Regions from separate parts of the Homo sapiens genome. Here region 2 is linked to region 1. The links are chromatin loops, found by intact Hi-C in ENCODE. Cell type or tissue: dorsolateral prefrontal cortex. All regions are shown on one strand. Links, peaks and the distances in the headings refer to the core of each region. The heading gives the core; the rest is flanking DNA.

The links. Peaks named below come from ENCODE experiments on the same cell type or tissue, not always from the same donor. Only the 100,000 strongest peaks of a DNase experiment are listed, where the experiment ranks them.
Region 2: a loop joins it to region 1, with 13 times the contacts of the local background. A loop is called at or near these places in 5 of 110 quality-filtered maps.

What each region holds. Positions count from the first base shown.
Region 1 is chr9:110,764,737-110,770,516 of GRCh38, reverse strand. MUSK (muscle associated receptor tyrosine kinase) reads right to left here. Exons shown (of 15, transcript NM_005592.4): 9 at 2,434-2,697. It overlaps LOC107987115 (a long non-coding RNA gene), which reads left to right. Exons shown (of 3, transcript XR_001746892.2): 3 at 5,680-5,780. Among named protein-coding and RNA genes, the nearest start is that of MUSK, 99 kb to the right of the region's middle. In dorsolateral prefrontal cortex, for the core only: no CTCF peak of the experiment used is centred there; a DNase peak (open chromatin) is centred at 2,546; H3K4me3 peaks cover 837 bases; H3K27ac peaks cover 5,000 bases.
Region 2 is chr9:110,648,369-110,654,148 of GRCh38, reverse strand. No RefSeq gene overlaps it. Among named protein-coding and RNA genes, the nearest start is that of MUSK, 18 kb to the left of the region's middle. In dorsolateral prefrontal cortex, for the core only: no CTCF peak of the experiment used is centred there; no DNase peak of the experiment used is centred there; H3K4me3 peaks cover 1,141 bases; H3K27ac peaks cover 4,888 bases.

The DNA of each region.
Region 1 (5,780 bases), core at 430-5,429:
TATAATATATAATTATATTATTATAAACTATAATTATAATTATATATTAATTATATGTTATATAATTAATATATAATTGTAAATTATATCAATTATATAAGTTATATACTATAATATATAATTATATAGCTTATAATTAGTTATATCATATTAAGTATTATTTATTATTAATATAATAATTATTAATTATTATTGATAATTATTGTTAAGTTAATATATAATTGTATTATATAACTTATATAATTATTTTTAAATATGAAATTTAGAAACATTTTGCCAATGTCAACATGTAATAAAAATAATTATATAATGAGTAAACAATAATTTTTTAAAAGATGAAAACCTGCGAAATTCGTAGCACAAATTGAAATTAATTATAAAGACAGTAATTAAACCCAAAGTCTCTAATGCAAAAATAGAGAAACCATCCATGAAATAGAATTCAGAGTACAGAAATATAGATATAAGTAAATATAAGTAAACACACACCTCAGTAGTGACCAACTTTCTGGGTTTTAGCAATGAAAGTACTGTGTTCTTTTTTTATACAATGGAGTCTTGTGGGTTTTGTAATCAGAAAACCACAATGGCTGTCACACACACAGAGAATTTTTCTAATCTAATTATTATTTCTCTCAAGCATCTATCCATGGTGTTGAGCTGATTTGCCTGAGTGTCACTGTGTAAGTATGATAACTATCCCGTGGCCACCACAAATTATGTTAGTAGTACTAAAGGAAAAGCTGATAGAATCTACTGTCACTTTATTTTGCTGGTTACATTCTGTTTATTATACACGTGCTACTTTCTAGCAAAAGGATTTTCACTGTTGAGCAGTACGTCAAATAAACAATTTTGGAGAATCCTATAAAGAAGCCCAAGAAAGAGAAATCTAAACTAAAGAAGTGATAATTAACAGAGACACTATTTTTTCAAATAACTGCAAGGACAGTTGAAATAGCATCAGTATTTCTTAAGTTCTATTAAAACAAATTTTACTGCCCCTCACCCACTCTTCCCATTTTTTTTTGCAGTAATTTTACTTTTTCTCTCCTTCTCTTTCCCCTTCTTATTCTGTCAATGCTGAAGTCCCTAGAGATTTTTAGATAACATGCCTGATCACAATACAATCTTCTTAGATGAATAAACAAATTATATTACTCTTATAGTGTCTCCAAACCCTCAAACTTTGCAGTAAATTGAGGAATACAAAACTCTAATTTAATGACCATACTGTTGTTATTGAATGCTAAATAGAGAGTGTCCTCAAATTATTGCAATATTTAAATAGTTTCTGGTTTTATCAAAATAGAAGTGGAAATGTGCTGTGTTGGTTGTTGTCATGGGGTTTCCTCAACAGAAAATTTAGGAATAACAATGTCTATCTAGTTTCTGACATATTCCATGAGTGTGATTTTTCCTTTAATCCTCTCAATTCTACCGTGCAGATGAGGAAACTGAAGTTTAGCCAAGACCACACACATCGAGAAAGCAGAACTAACAGTATTTGAACTTTGTTCTATTTAGCTCAAAAACTAGATTCTTTTTTTTCTACATAAGAAGTAATTAAAGATGAAGATAATTCTATTGAACATAAATTTATCAATTTCAATATTTAAAAAGTATGGGAGTTTAACAAAATATCTATTTATAATCTAATTCCTTCCTATAACCACCCAAATGAGGCAACAGCATCAGAACTTAGAATTTTGGATGGAATGTACTTTAAAATAACATTCAGAGATGCTTGGCATGATCTCATTTATTGACAAATAATGTACAGTTTTTATTTTCTCTATCTTGGCTTACTAATGAGGTCCATGTTTAAGATTTCTCCTTTCATCTGATAGAAATCTGGGATATTTATGGATATGATAATAATGTGAACAATAACAAGAGTAATGGAATATTACACCATTTATGATATTTTCTAGAGGTTCTAAGTACTTGTATTTTAGGTTATCTTTAGTGATTTATATGGTAGAAATATTGTCTGATTAATTACCTCCTATTTGTTTGTTTGTTTGAGACAGAGTCTCAACACTCAGGCTGGAGTGCAGTGGTGCAATCTCGGCTCACTGCAACCTCTGCCTCCCCAGTTCAAGTGATTCTCCTGCCTCAGCCTCCCGAGTAGCTGGGATTACAAGTGCACCACCACACCTGGCTAATTTTTGTATGTTTAGTAGAGACGGGGTTTCACCATGTTGGACAGGCTGGTGTTAAACTCCTGACCTCAAGTGATCCACCCACTTCGGCCTCCCGAAGTGCTGGGATTACAGGCATGAGCCACTGCACCCAGGCATTAACCTCCTATTTTGGATGAAAACCAGCTTTTCCTTTTACTGTTGCATATTACAACATTTTTCAAAAACTCCTTCTGTTGTGCAGATAGAAAAATGGAATTTTTCCTTTGACTTATTTTTGAGATTTTACCTGCAAATGGGAATAGGAGTAGGCACTACTCCAGGACTGCACTCCTGGAAGATGTGGTTACACAACAAAGCCTCAGCAGCTGGCCGGCAGACTGGGCTCACTACTTTCAGTTCATTCCAGGCCGTGTGGACCAGTAGCTCTTGGGCCTCCTCAGGGTCCGCATAGGAGGTGTTGAGAAAAACAAGAGCATCTTTTGCCAGGACTGCATTACACACCTCCCCTCTGTACTGGGCGCAGTAGCCTTTGTTATCTTTCTGTGGTTTACTGAAAGAAGAAATGAACAACATTTCTAATCACATGCTATTTCTTGGCATTCATTCTGCTTTTCTTTTTTTTTTTGGTTTTCACATCTGTGTCTCAGAAATAGGAGAAAATTGTACTAGTAAATTGGTTGACACGCTCCATTTGAATATTGTCTTCATTTCCAGCTGCAATTATATCATCTCTAGCTACTCCACAGGGCTATTGAGAAGGCCAAATGTGACGATAGATGTGGAAAGCTTTGGGAACTATGAAGGACTGAATAGATTTGGGTATTTTTAATATTTTACATTATAAATAGAATCTGACTACTCTTAGTTAATAAGCTGATATAAGCAAAGATGCATCTGGAAGACATTTCATCATGATGGTTAACAAATAATTGAGCATAAGAATAATTGCTCTCACCTAAAAAGTTTGCAGCTTTAGGAACATAGTTTATTTATGTGTTATGATAGTTTACCTTAATTTTTGACAACATATACATCTTTGCAACACCTTCCACACTCAGATTCTCCCACTCACACATCTTCCTAGAATTCCATTAAAGAAAAAGAAAGTGATGTAGGGAGGAGAAAGCAGAAATATGGCTTCCAGAGGAGCCAAGTAGCACCTTCAGCTTTGCTGTTTTCTCATCATGTCTCATCACATGGAAAGTCAACTGGTCACCCAGTGCCTCAGTGATCTATTCTGTTGAATGATGTAAGTAATTACTCTGAACTCGGATTATTGTGTGTTAATGGGCCATATATCAGGGAGAAACCTGTAAATGCTAGTGCTAGCACAAACATAGGATTAAAAACTTATCTGCTATAATAACTGAAGACAATTGGGAGAATGGAAAATGCTATTGGTACTCTCTTCACACATCTACTTGTTCCCTTAATATAATGCTGGGAATTATAACAACTCATATTCTCACCTGACAAACATATATTGAATACTTATTATGTGTAGGCACTGTGATGGTCTCAGTATATTCTTATGTGTTCTATCAGATCTTCCATAGTGTTAGTAATGACTTAAGAAAACTCTTAAGTTATATTCTCATTTAGATTTGTACAACTATCGAATTTAGTTTTTCATTGTCTTTATATAAAGAATTTAAAGTAAGAAAATTAAACAAATTAGAATTTGTGTCAAATTTTAAAATTGTTACGTGACCCCAATTGAATTTAAAAAATTAATACTATAATTACAAACCACCACTGGCAGGTCTTTAAAGCAAATTCATTGGAATGAGATATAATACATTCAGGTAAAATGATGAACTTCCAAGAAACACAGCTATACTTTAAAACAATATTTTGTAATATAGAGTCTTCCTTTAATTCATACTGGCCTTTTTCTAATTAGCCAACATGAGTTTTACTGTATCCCTTTGTTTGTTGGGAATATTTAAAATGAAGGCCTTGAATAAGAAAGCACAAAACTCCACAAAAACTTTCTCAAGGTAAAGGTGAGAAAACCCCCAGAGAAAATTAGACAGAAACAAGGATGCTGTTGTTGAGGCTCAGTAAACGACACCCCAAGGTGAAGGCCTAAGAAGCAGCCTCAGAAACAGACCTTCTGCCCTCCTGTCTCTCCTCTCTTTCTTCCCTCAGGCAAACCTTAGACACTAGAATCCCTCTTCTCCAAGTCAGATCAGACACCAGAACGCCTTTTCCTCAAGGCCAGCCATAAAACCTAAACATTTACTCTACCCACCCCCAGCTTTTCTGTGTAACACCTGGCCATAAAGAAATTCAGACCCTCATTCCAGAGGGATCCTACCTCTTGCCTGGGAGGAGTGAGTGCTGCACAGAGGGGCTGAGAAAAATCTGAACAAGCAGGATGGGCTAGTTTCCCCACTCAGCCTGTTAGCATTAGATCATACCCTTTGTGTCTAATCATATTTCTACACAGCTGTTCATACTTCATTGAACCTAAGCATAAAAATGGATTGCTTTGGCTGAGTGTGGTGGCTCACACCTGTAATCCCAGCACTTTGGGAGGCCGAGATGGGTGGATCACCTGAGGTCAGGAGTTTGAGACCAGCCTGGCCGACATCGAGAAACCCAGTCTCTACTAAAAACATAAAAATTAGCCGGGCGTGGTGGCGGACATCTGTAATCCCAGCTACTCGAGGGGCTGAGGCAGGAGAATCACTTGAATCTGGGGGGCAGAGGTTGCAGTGAGCTGAGATTGCACCTCTGCACTCCGGCCTGGGTGACAGAGCGAGACTCTGTCTCAGAAAAAAAGGATTGCTTTCCCTGTATCTGGGGTCTTTATTCTGAAGGGTCCCATGTTATGTAAAACTGTGATCAAACATATTTGTTATGCTCTTCTCTTGTTAACCTGTCATTGTTATATAGGTGTCAGCCATGACTGTTAGGATGGGAAGGAAAGGAATTAATCCCTAACCAGCTTCTACACTGTGCTTTAAGAAACTATATAATAAGGAGTAACCAGAAATATCTCAAACTGGTTTACGAAATGGTCTCACATGTTGACGTAATATCTCGGCATAAAGGGGGATGAATAAGAGCATGTGTGACTCTTTACGCTTAACAGAAAAAACTCCACCATGTAAAAATTAAATATTTCTCAGTGTCTCCGAGCTGAGAATTATTCATTCAGGTTTTGCTGTCATGTGTTAACTATTCAATGATGCTGTTACTCATTTTCCATGAGTATTTTTAAAAATAATAGACATTTCATGATGTTTCCTTTAATTATACATCAAAACACACTTTTTTAAAAAACTGGAAACTAAGAAAAAGTACACAAAAGAAAAATTAATGAAAATAACTTCAGAGATAAGGATTACTAACAATCAACTAATAATGAACCCCTCTGTCTGAATTTCTGCTAGTATTGAATCCTCATTAGTTTTACAGCATTAAGTATATAATGCAAAATAAAAATGAAAAAGAAAAAAAGACAATAGGTTTTGAATAGAAATGAGAAGATCTTAGTTTTAATTTTGCTTTTTCTTCCTAACAGCTTGATGACCACTAGCTTATACAAACCCTTTATGTGCTGGGAAAAAACATACACATACAAAGTATATGATTATTATTAGTTTTCTACATTTCATTTCTATG
Region 2 (5,780 bases), core at 275-5,274, 120 kb after region 1:
GTTTGATTCAATTCTGAGGACAGTGCACTAGTTTAATCTGTGGGATATTCATGTGGACACAGGATATAACCTTGTCTTAGGGACTGAAAACAGCAGAGCCCCTATGTGAGAAAATAAAAGGATGGAGATTCCAACAAGTGAGAAGGTGAACAAATTAAGGCTCAAATATAGAAAGCCACTTCCTAAAGTCCCGATTTAGGATTAAGTATTATAATGTCCTCAAAGGAAAGAAAAGAAGATGTTTTGAAATGAATATTTTAATTCCAGGTAAAAGATGCTCAATTGTGAATGAAAATAAGCTCTTTGAGTAGCAGCTACAGCTAATGACCAGAGGGTGCACTACAGGTATATACAGGATAAGAAAATTTGAAAAGGGTGGTTGCCCTTACTTTGGTCATTTTAGCAATGCATTTTCATATATTATTGTTGTCAGTATTTTGTCATTGAAAATAACAGACGTAATACATAAAAAATAATTGATAAAAGTTGTGATGATCAAAATACCAATTTATCAAAAAACAGAATCTTGTTTGTACCATGCTTTAGTGCAAATCCAAAATGTCATAAACCAGCCCTATTAGCCACTCAATAAATGTTGAATGAATGAGCCAGAGAGTAAGACTCTTAACAACTATACAGCCAACTTAACAACCAAGATTTGCCTTACAACATAATAATATATAATTGTTAAATAAGGTGTTTTGCCCCATAGTAAAGCCCTTACAACAATATAAAACAAATACAATAATGACCACCTCTTTTTTATAAAATAAAAAAGTTATTATATAGTTATATGTTATAGAACATATATATAGTTATTATGTTCTTATTTTTTCCTTTCTAAATTTTATGATTTCCACCTGTAATATTGTTGTTCATAGTTCACTGTTACAGAGATGTCCCTCCCAACAACTTGGAAATAAGAACACAGTTGCCATCAGAGTTAAGTTCTGAAATCTATGCATAATAGATCAGTACACATCAGTACATTCAAAACATTGTGAAAATAAGATAAAATATATTTCATGTGAAAACTAACACAAGAACAGAAAAGCAAACACCGCATGTTCTCACTCATAAGTGGGAGTTGAACAATGAGAACACATGGACACAGGGAGGGGAACATCACACACGAGGCCTGTCAAGGGTTGAGGGGCTAGGGGATGGATAGTATTAGGAGAAATACCTAATGTAGTTGACGGGTTGATGAGTGCAGCAAACCACCATGACATGTGTATACCTATGTAACAAACCTGCACATTCTGTACATGTATCCCAGAACTTAAAGTATAATAAAAAAATTATTTCATGCTGAAAGGGCTTTGGTATAATCTGTTTTAATAGTCACTTATTTAATTTAAGAATTTTATAATAAAAAAGGTGGTTCTATTAAACCTTGGAAACATAAATAAATATCTCCAGAGGTTAGTATTGATAGTACTATTCCAGTAACGTCCCAAGAAAGCTGAGTTTTAGAAATTAGGCTTTCGACTTTTCTTAGAATTATTCTTTGTAAGATGATATTAACAGCTAACTCTGCTTGAGTGCTTACTCTGTGCCAATCACTGACTGTTCCAAGTATTTTGTATCTATTATTTAATCCTCATTGGAATTTAATCCTCATTAGATGGTATAATACCTATGAGGTAGGTATTATACTATCATTTTCTCATTTTACAGATAAGGAAACTAATTTTGTAATTTGCAGCCTCACGTGGTTATTAAGAAGCAGAGAGATGATTTCAATTAAGGAAGCCTGAATCCAGCACCTGTGCTCTCAGCCGCTACCTTGTACATTCATGTATTCATTCAACAAATGTGTACTGAATGCTCCTAGCTATGCCAGGCACTGTGCTAGATGCTGAGAATAGTAGAGCTCAAAACAAATACGCGTGCTCTCCTGGAGCTTACAATCTAGAGGCAGACAAAACTTAAAACAACAAATAAATGTAGAGCTACAGATTGAGACAAGTGTTACAAAAGAAAATTACAGAGTGCTCTGGAGTATACATCAGGGCCCCTTCTTAGATAAGAAGACTAGGAATGGTTTCTCTAAGAAAGTGATAATTAAGCTAAGATTAAATGGATTACTAAAAGTAAGCAGAGAATGGGGGTGGGAGAATGTGCCAGGCTTTGGTAAGAGCATGGCAAAGTGTTTCTAATCCCTTTGACAAGATCTCATAGGGAGATAAATATATCTCTCTTAGGCCAGTGCCATTAAAATAAATTTCTCTGTGTACCCTTATTCTGACTTCATATTTAATAAAATCTTATCAGTTGGCTTCATGTATAGTTTGACAATAAGAGGAGAATGCACTTATTATGTAGACTTTTAGTATACTGATTATTATGAGTCCTCTCCCCTTATAAATTAATAAATGTGCATTTATACCTATCTCCAGTACCTTCTCTTCTTGTTACCAAGCTTATAAGCAACTTCAGATCCTGAGCCTTCAAAGCAGAAGACCAGATCCTTAAATGGAATGACCTGGATTCCAGATTGAGCTCCCACCCAGCTCCAAGCTGCCTTTCCTTTAAATGCTTGTATTGGATCTCTCTTATTGGTGAAGTTTTATAAATATGCAATATTTGGTAAAGTGGGAAAAAAGACGAATTATTTTATATTAAAAAAAGAATAATAGATTTAGTGAGCACACAATCCATGATTATTCTGGTTAGTTTTACTGAAAAGAAAGTCTATCTGGGACAGAGTCTGAATGAAATAATGTTTTGAATATTTAGGGAATAAAACAGACACCATTCTTGTCTTAGCAGTCATGTGCTGAGTGAGTAATGCTGGTATTGTTTTACGAGATTGTTTTAGTATAAAACCGTAGTAAACTGTGCTGGAAAGTATTTCCCCACTACAAGCATGGAAACGAGACTTACTCATAATATTTATTTCTTCTCCAGAGTGCCTTTGCAGACCTGAAACATCTGAACTAACAAAAGGCCTCCAATTTATAATATAACACAGCTGCTCCGAGGATTGCGTGCGGGCATATGTGTGTGCATGATGGGAGGGGATTTCCTTGTATGTATTCATTTATGTGCCCTCTGGAGAAGGGGCAAGTTCAGTCCAACTGGAATTCTAAGTGCCTCTTACTGGGCATTTGTTATATGTAAAAAGCTGGCTCATGTCTAAAGTATCTTCCAGGCAGCGTGCAGCTGAGAGCCATATAAGAGAAGACTGTATATTGTTTAGGAACAGTGATGCTAATGGGTAGCATTTTCACAGCGAACAATTAGTTTTTCTACCACTGAAGAACAGTGTATTTATTATAAAGAAATGGGAATTATACAGAAACTGTCATCAGAAGATATGTTTCTATCATTATTTTCTATTATTAGTTATTCACAATCAGTAAGTTCACTTCCAACACATGTACTATACTTTTAACAGAGCAGAAACAATAAGGCTATCAGTATCACAGTTTAGTTCTTTCTTTATTCTTCACTTTTGTTCTTCCAAACTGTCAAAGCATGATTAATCTTGAATGTTACCAATTTAGAAAAAAATCTAGATATTCTAATAAATTGTTTTCTTCTTTTCTTTCCCATCTCTTTTCCAAACCTATTTATTCATTTAACTAACTGAACTTGACGCCAGGAATGCGGTGACAGGTGGATTAGTCTCTACCAGAGAACTCACAGTCTGGCTAGGGAGATGGGTGACTATATCAACAACTATGAGAGAGTGCAATAAGTGTTAGGCATGTTTAGAGCTCTTGGGAGAACAGAGTATGGGCACTTACAGGAGTTAGGCAATCATGGGGGCAGTCTGAGATGACCACCCCGCCCCACAAAGAGAGGACAGTGCTTGAACTAAGCAGTTGTTAACTGGGTAGATGTGAAGGCAGGGAGAGCAGCAGAGCTCACAGAAAACAGCCTACAAGATGTCAGGATCTGAGAGATACATGCCATGTCTTTTCTGGCCTAGTCTGTTTTTCCCTTGTACCTTTCCCTGAATGCCAAGTGCAAGTCATGAGACAAGGATTCAAAGAGGTGAAATAAAATCAGAGAACAAATTGGTATCGGTTTGCGTTCTGGAGGAAAGTGGCCAGTTGACAACAGACAGATATTTTACATGTTCTCCCCCAGTAACTAGTGAAATCACCCAGAAAATGGTGAAATGACTACATTCACATCAGAAACTAGGGAACCATCCAAATGCTAGAATTTCTGTTACTTACAGGGCAGAGGAGACATGTATGAAGAAGGCTGAGCAGGACTGGCTTGCAAATCACTTACCTTAGAAAGCAGAACCTTTCAAAAATTAACAAGAGATTTTGAACGTCATAGATACCATTATTTATCTAGTCTAGGACTTGGATAAGTAATGGACCACCCAATCAGAGGAAAATCTCGTTCTTTGAGGGCCTTTGGCAGAGGCTGCCTGCTCACCAGATTTCAGTGCTGTAGCTGCCTAGGGAGAGTGTAACGGGATTCAGGAGTAGCTATCCCATGAGGTCTGGGCCATAGATGGCTTTATCAAGTCACTGGCTGCTGGCAAGGGTGACATTGGAAAACTTTTGTCAAGGTCTAGGTCACTAACTGTTCAGAATGCTAAAACTGGGGGTTGATGAAGGCAGGTGAGGAACGATCTCCTGCAGGAGGCACATTTTCATTCGGTTCTCATAGTTTTTCATATACTGCACCAGGAATGGGGTACAGCCATAAATGATTTCGCACCGTTAGGTAAGTGTTGAGAGACACAGATGAAAAACTCTCCTGAAATGAGATGTACCTGCCAGGACTACCTACGGCCCCAGATCACTATGCACTCAATCTGGGCTACTGGATGAAGGAGTTAGAGATTAGGCTTCATTATGAAGACTCAAGTGAAGTATGGGAAAATATAAGGGGAATCCAGGCATCCTACTTATAGGGAGATGTATTAGGCCTTTAACAAAAGAATGAATGAACAGAAGAGACTCTTTCATCAAAAGTGGAAAAAATAGACCTTAAGAAAAATAAAAGTAAATTATTATAAAAAAAAGAAACAAAATTTTATTACGTGAGTAATAAGTATTCAAAATGTTAAAATTTCAGTTATAGTATATATATGTTTGTGTGCGTATGCTTGTGTGTGTGTACTTTTTGCTACTTAACATCCAGAACTTCTCCCCTCCCACACTTGGGGACTTGAGAAGAAGTCAAAATCCAGCCTTACATTAAAGAAGCTGACGGTTCCAGATCTCTTCCCCTTGCAGGCAAAGCCAGGTGGGCACGTGACCAGGATCAGCCAATGGGATGCTCCTGACCATGGCATTGACTCTTGAGTAAGTCAAGCCAAAGCAAAAAGGCACTGGAGAATACATTCACTGTCATGGTGCACAGCAGCAGCCGAGTCTGGAGCAGCAGTATTGGTGACAAGATGTCACCAGAGCCCATCTGCTCCTAGGCATGACTTTGACTAAACTGTTGTGCCTCCCACCTAGCTTTCCTTGGCTTTTACCCATTTTTTCAAGTTTTATTCTCTAGCCTTCCTGTTGATACTATAAACTTCACAACAGTCTTCTAGTAATTCCTTTTCAGCCTAAGTTAGGCAGAGCTGATATTAATTGGCAACACCTAATACAACACATACAGAAATGTTTTGTTTTTGTTTTTTGAGTCAGTGCCTCCCTCTCTTGCCCAGGCTGGTGCAGTGGCACAATCATAGCTCACTCTAGCCTCGAACTCCTGGGCTCAAGTGATCCTTCTGCCTCAGCCTCCAGAGTAGCTGGGACTACAGGAGCACACCACTATGCCCAGCTAATTTTTTTTTTAAATGTATA